2 separate regions of the Homo sapiens genome follow, and region 2 is linked to region 1. Evidence: chromatin contacts called from ENCODE Hi-C or POLR2A ChIA-PET data. All regions are on one chromosome and are shown on one strand. Each heading gives the region's core, a stretch centred on a gene start or an enhancer-like site at or near the end of the contact. The rest is flanking DNA. Distances are from core to core; before and after follow the strand shown.

Region 1 (4,278 bases), core at 978-3,477:
GAATATAGGTTGAATCAAACACCATCCCCAACATTAAGAAACCTACAGAACTCCTCAAATACCAATCTTAAATGCCCCCTTTTCCATAAAGCCTTTTCTGATTCCCTTGGGACTATAGCTCTTCCTTCCTTAGAACCCCCATAGAAGATTGTTCACCCCCATTCTATCACCTGGTGTCCCCTCCATTTTGCATTCTCCATCAGCATCCCTCTCAACACCTGCTAACCCATTCATCCACTAAATGTAGGATCTTTCCAGTGTGTCGAGTTATTCTCGAAGTGCCTCACAGATAAGAGACCTCAAGAAAATTGTAATGTGATCAGGCCGCTACTAGAAGCCCTTCGCTATGGCTCATTGCTATTTCTGAGTTTTAGGCTAGGACCTCTACACATGCCAGAAGTGGTAGCATTTTCCAGGTAAGCAGGGACAGAGGGGCATCCAATCCTTCTTTAGTGCTCAGCATAACTGGGCTCTCGTCCTGCGGACTCCAATCCCCATCAGTCCTAAAACTGCTCCTTGATGGCCATTCAGAAGGTGTCCCTCAAGTGGCACATGGCAGCAGTCCAGTAGACACCCACCTAGCTCATGTGTCACTATGAGATGGTCCATGGACCCAGGCACCCATAGCCCCTATCATTTTTCCAGGAAGGGAGTACTCAGCCTTCTCTCCCATTCCCCATCAGATACTCCAATGAGGAACAACCTTGCCACCTTTTCCTATCATCCACTTTTCTTTTTCTTTTTTTTTTTTTTTTTGAGACAGGGTCTCACTCTATTGCCCGGGCTGGAGTGCAATGGCACGTTCATGGCTCATCGCATCCTCGACCTCCAGGCTCAGATGATCCTCCCACCACTGCAGCCTCTTAAGTAGCTGGGACTACAGGCACACACCACCATGCATGGCTAAATTTTTGTCGGGGGATGGGGGGAATTTTGTTTTTTGGAGAGACAGGGTCTCACACTTCCGAGCTCAAGTGATCTGCCTGCTTTAGCCTCCCAAATTGCTGGTATTATAGGTATAAGCCACTGTGCCTGACCCACTTTTCTTAATTCTTCTTAAACTTTTCCCTTCTCATGTTTCAAATAGAGAACAACAGAAATAAACAGAAGAAAAAATACAGACTACTAGAACATAGACAGAATGCAGTTGACTCTTGAACAACACGGGTTTGAACTGCACAGATCCCCTTGCACACAGATTTTCTTCTACCTCTGCCACCCCTGAGACAGCAAGACCAAACCCTCCTCTTCTTCCTTCTCCTCACCTGCTCAGCATAAAGACAAGGAGGATAAAGGCCTTTATGATGATCTACTTCCACCAAATGAACAGTAAATATTGTACAGTGGTAGTAAATGAAACACTCCAAGCCTAAACAACATATTTCAATTCCTCAAAGATTAAAGAGGGAGTGGTAGCCTTTGTGAGCCAAGATAGCTGATTAACTCTTTTCCCTTTTTTTCGTTTGTTTTCTGAGACAAGGTCTGGCTCTATTGCTCAGGCTGGAGTGCATGGCGATCTCAGCTCACTGCAACCTCTGCCTCCTAGGCTCAAGCCATCCTCCCACCTCAGCTTCCTGAGTAGCTGAGACTACAGGCATGCATCACCATGCCTGGCTAATTTTTGTATTGTTAATGAACTTTTACCCAAAAATTCCAAATAGCTCTATGATTCCAGGTAAACATGCTCATCTAAGTCTTGGAAACATAGGAGTGATGCCTGCAGAATATGCACACCTGTGCCTTCATTCTGAATTAATGTTGCCTTCTCCAAGTCACGCTGAGCCCCAACTCGCCCCCATGAAAAAGTAACTTAAACTTCCTGCCAACCTTTGCTCCCAGTATCATATACTGACAGCAGTTTCTTGGCCACTGGGATCTCACAGGTCTGCTTCATTATGAAACATGGCTTTGTTTCATCCTGCTGGAGAGCCAGAGTGACAGTGATGTTCTTTACCTTCTTTTTGCCATCTGTGCATGGTGAGCCAGATGATATTTGCAAAAGGGAATGAAGAAGCTACTTCTATAAAAATTTTGACTTACCCACCTGTAGGGCTGGTCATTTTACCCACAGAAACGACAGATTACCTGCACAGTGTCAAAATGTGGTCCCTGAATCAAGAACATCAACATTATCTGGGAAGTGTTAGAAATGCAAAATCTCAGGCCTTCTCCCAGACCTACTGAATCAGAAACTCTGAGGGCAGGGCCCAGAAATCTGTGTTTTCACAAGCCTTCCAGATGATTCTGATCCCAGTTGAAATTTGAGAAGCACTGTCCTAGACAGTAATTTCCTTAGAAGTATTAAAAAAGCCAGGATCTTCATAGTTAAATGCAAGTATTCAAACAAGCCAGCCTGTTTGATTGCAACAGGGACACACAAACTCACCCCTGTTCCACCCCCAGGGGACACTGGACCATAATAACATTAATTATGTCAGTCTGAGCACAAATACAATGTTTCAGAGAAAAGAGGTCATGCATAACAAATTTTCGCTCTCCCCACTGTTAACAAAATTTGCCCTTGAATACACAGCTCCTGCCAGTTTGGGATAAACATACCTCTCGGTATGAGTCACCATCAGACAAACACACAATGAAATAGGAAGCTGGGCTGGTTTTTACTGTGGTGCACCCAGATCAAACTCAACCACAATGGGAAGAAATCCTGCACCACTCACTGATCACTGAACCTTCTGAAAAGTTCTCTGGCTCTTTAATGCTGGCTCAGGAAAACACTCAGCACTTTGACTTTGGCATAGGAGAAGCCAACAATACCAGGATCCTCTTTCTTGACCCCTAGGGCTGTGAATGCGATGGCAAAGAGGGCCACCTCCTCAAAATGAATCAAATGCCAAGATATGCTTCTTGGTGGGGTGAGTCTCTTGCAGTACATCTTCTGCAGGAATTTGGAAAAGTCAATTTGTCGTTCTTTAAAAGAAACTCTCTGTGATGCAACACAAGTTGTTCATCCTTCCTGGTCATTTGGCCTGGCATGGGAAAGGCAAGAAGCAATACCACCTCCAAAGTCTGACAGTAGCTAACAGTAGATGAGGCCCAACCTCCATTTCAGATGCCCACTGTCTACATATTCTTGACTTCATTCCTGTCATCAAAAATTGCCCTCAAGAGCCTTGAACACATTCAAGTCAATGTATTCCTTCTCTCATATTTATTTATATCGTAGAAATGACATCTTTTTCTCTCTGGATAAACATTTTTTAGACATCAATTAGTTGGTGTTAGAGGGCAGGAGATTTGTTAAGATTTTTTTTTTTTTTAAACATGTGAAATCCTTTCCTTTAGCTTTGGAAATCCCATTATTCAGACAGTACTTCTGGAGTGAAGCAGAGCCACACTTCCTGGTAAGAGTAACACTTTCATTTATAAAATAGTACAAGCAATTCACACTTGGGTTGCTTTCTCTCAAGCAGAATATGATGACAAAAACTGGAGCACCCCTCCCCACAAAGATGGGAAATTCACAGTTGAGTAGTGTGAATGTCACTGATCAAGAACAATTTATTTTGAAACTTGTAGCCTTGTAGTGTCTCCTTTAATCTATCACTTCCCTTTAGACCTTACTTAGGAAATGACCTTGTTGGTGGTGTCCCCTTTAAAAGACTGGGGCTTTTGAAGTTAAGACAAATCCAAGGGCAGGTAGGGGTGAGGCATTAAACTTCAACCCGTGGCTAGGAGTGGCTAGCATATGTGAAAGAAGATGCCTGGATAGTGACTCAATAGTCATCGCACACATGAGGAATTATTACACCACAGTGAAAAACCTACTGTTCTTAGCCTTTCCTGAGGATGGAATAGAAGTGGGTATTGACTACACCAGGCAGCGTGCATGCATCTGAGTGGGTGGTGTCTGTGTGGGTGTGTGTTTTGGGAAGACAGACAGCATTAGAGGCAGCAACACTTCACAGCTCCTAAGGTTGTTTTACAAGACTGCATATGAAGTCCAATACTTGAGAAAAAGAGCACTGTCCTAAGTTGCACAGGTAACAACTGTTGTTTATCTGGTGTTTACTTAGGTGCACAGAGTAATTCTAGAAGAATTCGCAGAAGGGATGCGCCTTCAAGGAGCTCTATAAGGAAGCCAAACTTGAGTTAGATCTTTGATAAATACATAAAAGGGGGGGGTACAGTATGTCTCACAAGGCAGGTAGACAGTATGACTGAGGTTAGAGCAGAAAATACCACCCCTGTGGTCATTCAAAAGGTAAAAGGGCTCAGGGTGGACATTAGCACTGGTTTTGGAGCCAGATAGGCAGAAAA
Region 2 (4,278 bases), core at 111-2,610, 230 kb after region 1:
TCTTCAATAAAGTACTTTTATTGTTTTCTTACTTTTTCCACTGGATGACTTTTTCATGAAGCTTGATTGCCAACAACTGGCAGATTTCTGATGCATTCTGTATGTTAAAAACATTTATTTGGCCTGACAGCTGCTTGTTTATTTTACTTCTCATGATAGGCCATTGTCTTAATATCCTTAACACATTTTGGAGATGATTAGGACTGCTTTTCTTTTATGACTTGCTTAGCCTTTTAGTTAGTACATTTAGTACAAATACAGATGCTCAATTTGGAAGACCTTAAATGTCATTTCAGATTGAATCTTGAACACTGGTCTCAGTAAAATCACAGAATAGTGTTAGATGAACCTGGCTCTTTAGACAAAGCTTGTAAACGATACTCATTTTCATAAGGGAGAGGTGAAATAGAAAAGGTTAATGTACTCCTTTAAAGGTGGATAAAAATCACCATCAGCTGATAAGTTGCTATGTACATCTCATCTGACTGTTAGGAGAAATAAATTTGGGATTATGGAATCCCTCCTTCCATCTCTCATTGGCTCATAAGCTTAGTGATGAGAGAGCTTTGAAATGCTTGACTCATTAGAATCTAAACCTGAAAGAACACAACTAGCATAGTACTTTCCTCAGTGTGGAAACTGAGTGGACCAATTTGGAATTAATTTTCAACTGTATGTTAAAGTACGTGTTCTTTTTTTAGCATTTTAGTTAAATATTTATGTGAGCATAGGGAGTTGTAAAAGAAATTTACTAAGTAGGCTGTCTTCAGTAACTAGAAAGTCAAATAAAGAAATTGTAATCTAAGAAGTATTTCACTATGTTAGAGTTTAGTCAGCGTTGTTTCTGACGGTAATCTCTATAAGAGACCAGGTCCTTTTTTTTTTCTTTTTTAACCTCTTAATAGCATTCGCTGTATTTCTAGTGTTGCTTGGTTGGTCGTTTTAAACCTGACAACCAAAGTATAAAAATCTGGCTATTAATAGGTATTGTGGCCTCACCTCATGGCTGTGTAAACCTCCTGGGTAGCCAGGATGCATCAGTTTATTGTGGTTTGTTTTTTGTTTTTGTTTTTGAGCCAGTTTGCTAGGCGTAGTTTAAATCAAGCTTGTTGCTTGATTAAGCTAACAAGCAAGAGGTAATAACAATGAGTATCAAGACAGTAATGTTTAGGAATTTTGACCGAAAGTACTAAAAAGGAATCTAAATTTTAAAAAGTAGTTTCTGAATTGAAAGATCTACCCTGAATCTTCAACCTTGAGCACTTTTTCTCTAGTTTGTGGAGTGCTGGCACAAAAGGATACATTGAAAACAGAATATCTGAAATACTTAAAATACTTTTCAATTTCACCAGATAGCACTTCATAGCACAGCGCTGATTCATAGACTGTTTCAGTCATTCTTCCTGTAACCGTGTATCATAGGCAAGAGAGATTTCTAGTATTATTTTACAAATGAGGAATCTTTGGTTTCAGTTATGTGACTTACAGCTGGTAAGCTATGGAGCCCCGTCTGAAACCTTTTATCTTTAAAACTCTTGAGCCGGGTGCAACTGTAGTCCCAGCTACTCAGGAGTCTGAGGCAGGAGGATTGCTTGACCCCAGGAGTTCAAGGCTGTAGGGCGCTATGATTGTGCCTAAGGATAGCCACTGCACACTAGCCTAGGCAACATAGTGAGACCCCGTCTCTAAAACAAAATTAAAACACAAACAAAAAAAAAACCCTTGATTTTCAAAGCCTTTTGGGTAAGAACGTGGTATAGTCTGATCTCAGAGATAAAACACAAGTCCTAGAAAGCTAAGCATTTTTGGCCTAGTTTTACTTTCTTTCCTAAACATTTTTGCCGGAAGTGATACTTGCTTGTAGTTTCTTTTTTTTCTTTCTCTCCCTATTTCTTCTTCTTTTTTTTTTTTCTGAGACCGAGTCTCGCTCTGTCACCCAGGCTGGAATGCAGTGGTGTGATCTTGGCTCATTGCAACCTCTCCCTCCCGGCTCAAGCGATTCTCCCGTCTCAGCGTCCTGAGTAGCTGGGATCACAGGTGCACACCACCACGCCTGGCAAATTTTTGTATTTTTAATAGAGATGGGGTTTCACCATATTGCTCAGGCTGGTCTTGAACTCCTGACCTCAGGTGATCCACCTGCCTCGGCCTCCCAAAGTCCTGGGATTACAGGCATGAACCACCACGCCTGGCCTTCTTCTTTCTTCTTTTTTCTTTTTCTTTTGTTTTTCTCTTTGCAGGGCATTTTCTTAGTATAGATTCCTAATAGGGTCTAGGTAACTTGACTGAGATTAAAAATTTAATATGAATAGTTTGGCAAGTGGCTAATGTCTTCATGCATAATTGAGAACTTACAGTATCAAGTATTCATAACACTATTGTGTTATCACAATGCTAATTTGAAAAAATTCATAATACAAACATTTACTATTGTTTGTAACGGTGGTGATTTTAAAAAGATAGTAAAATACTAAAGCCCATAGCAGAATGTAAAGAACACTGGGAACATTGTAAGGAGGCCAAATCTTGTCCCTGCCCTGAGCATGATGAGTTTGAATTTGATCAAGTAACTTAGCTACTTGTCACATTTTCTAATTGTTAAAGTGAAGTTGATATTACTTTTTTAAGTCAAAGTTTATTATCTCAAAATTTGAGTTCAGTCCAAAAACATGGGCCAAGTCCATTTGTCATGTCAGAGAAATCTGGCTTGCTTTCCTTTCAGGTAAATACTGTATAAAGTATAAAATAAAGGGACCTCAAGTAATAGATATAAACACTTAACTACCAACAACTTCCAAAAAGGCTAGCTTGTTTTAAAGTTATTACCAATAGGAAGTAGAGACCATTTCAGAGTACAGTGAAACAAGTTTATCTTGTTGAAATTTATTTTCATTTTTACTACGTTGAGAAATAATCTGTGTCAGCCTTAAATTTCTTAAGCAACCTATGACCTACATTTATGTTAAAATAAACTACAAACCAAGGTAACACCACACAGAGAAAATACAAAGTCTAAATAGTAATGTATTTGTTTAAAGCCAAATTGTACTGATTTATTTATTTAAGCACCTGCAGATGGCGAAATTTAGTGACCTAAAAATCTTAACTACCTGCAGTGAAGAGTCATGTACAATTCTGGACTTAAGTTGTATTTTAAATTTTTTCTACTTTTTTTTTTTTTTTACTAAATGCATTCTTTTAAATTATTTTTTGTAAATGATTCCTTCATACCTAAAATACAATTTAATGTGAATTCATTGTTTATTATGAGTTGAGTCTCAGAGAAGGCTATTCTGTTGCAAATATTATCAAGGGAGGAGGAATGGAGAGAAGTTGGTTAATGAGTCCAAAAGTACAGTTAGAAGAAATAAGTTCTAGTATTCAGTAGTACAGTAGGGAAATTAGTTAACAAAAACGTATTGTATATTTCAAAGGAGCTAGAAGAGAACTGTGATGTTCCCAACACGAAGAAAAGATAAATGCTGGAGGTGATGGATGTCCCAGTTACCCTAATTTGGTCATTACACATTACACATTGTGAAATGTATCAAAATATCACATGGACCCCCCCCAAAATAGGTACAATTATGCTATATCAATAAAAAATACCCAAAGCCCCCAAGTATTACCAAGTAGGAGAATTTACTCTTAAACTATCCTTTACTGGGAATACATATTTCCTTTCAATTACCTTGCTTACAGCTAGGTTTTGAAAAAAAATAATAAATGACTTGGAGCAGTTTTTAATTCTTTAAAAAAATCCATGTTCATGAATCTAGTAGTAAGTTAGAAAGACTAAAATGGGCCTTACAGCATAGGACTTGAGAGTTTCTGTTTATGTAACAAAACATGTTCATCGTAGCGTCTGTAGCTGTGGTGATTTTCAAAAGATAGTAAAATGCCGAAGTCTGTAGCAGAACTGGCGTGTGCCCGAGCATTCTCCACTGAATGCCAGAGATTGACTTCCTCATTGCTATTCACTGTGATCAAGGCTTTGCAGGTTGTTCAGTGGCTGAGAGTGAAACATTCCGCTGTGCTGGCTGATGTTGCACTTGGTCCTGACTCCCTCTTCCCTCCACTGTGCTGCAGTGTCTGTCTCACTCTTGCCACCTGGGTTCTCTGCAGCCTCCTCACTGTAGTTAGTTTTGTTGCAACCAATCCGTTTCCTTTGGCTGCTTAGAAGAAGCAAACTGGAAGGGGTGAGAAGTTTCTATTGAAAGTTCTGAGCAAGTAGTAGCAACTCCTTGTGTAGTGTGCCTTTTGCTTTGTTGACATGAC

The links. A loop is a pair of places that touch in the nucleus more often than their neighbours do. ChIA-PET counts read pairs that join two places held with the same protein, here RNA polymerase II (POLR2A). Pooled maps may share reads with other maps.
Region 2: a loop to region 1 is called in a map of PC-9, with 9 times the contacts of the local background. The contact joins two enhancer-like sites. A Hi-C loop is called at or near these places in 1 of 168 maps with a recorded cell type or tissue (PC-9) and 5 of 50 pooled maps. POLR2A ChIA-PET finds 5 or more read pairs at or near these places in 2 of 52 experiments (PC-9 and activated T-cell).

What each region holds. Positions count from the first base shown.
Region 1 is chr10:114,621,509-114,625,786 of GRCh38, forward strand. All of the region lies in intron 1 of ABLIM1 (actin binding LIM protein 1), which reads right to left. Among named protein-coding and RNA genes, the nearest start is that of ABLIM1, 35 kb to the right of the region's middle. Within about 2 kb of position 2,228, at least 12 of the 41 ENCODE cell types and tissues checked have a DNase peak (open chromatin) inside an H3K27ac peak, as active enhancers do; they include PC-9, where a contact is called at or near this core.
Region 2 is chr10:114,855,416-114,859,693 of GRCh38, forward strand. All of the region lies in intron 14 of FHIP2A (FHF complex subunit HOOK interacting protein 2A), which reads left to right. Among named protein-coding and RNA genes, the nearest start is that of FHIP2A, 36 kb to the left of the region's middle. Within about 2 kb of position 1,361, at least 3 of the 41 ENCODE cell types and tissues checked have a DNase peak (open chromatin) inside an H3K27ac peak, as active enhancers do; they include PC-9, where a contact is called at or near this core.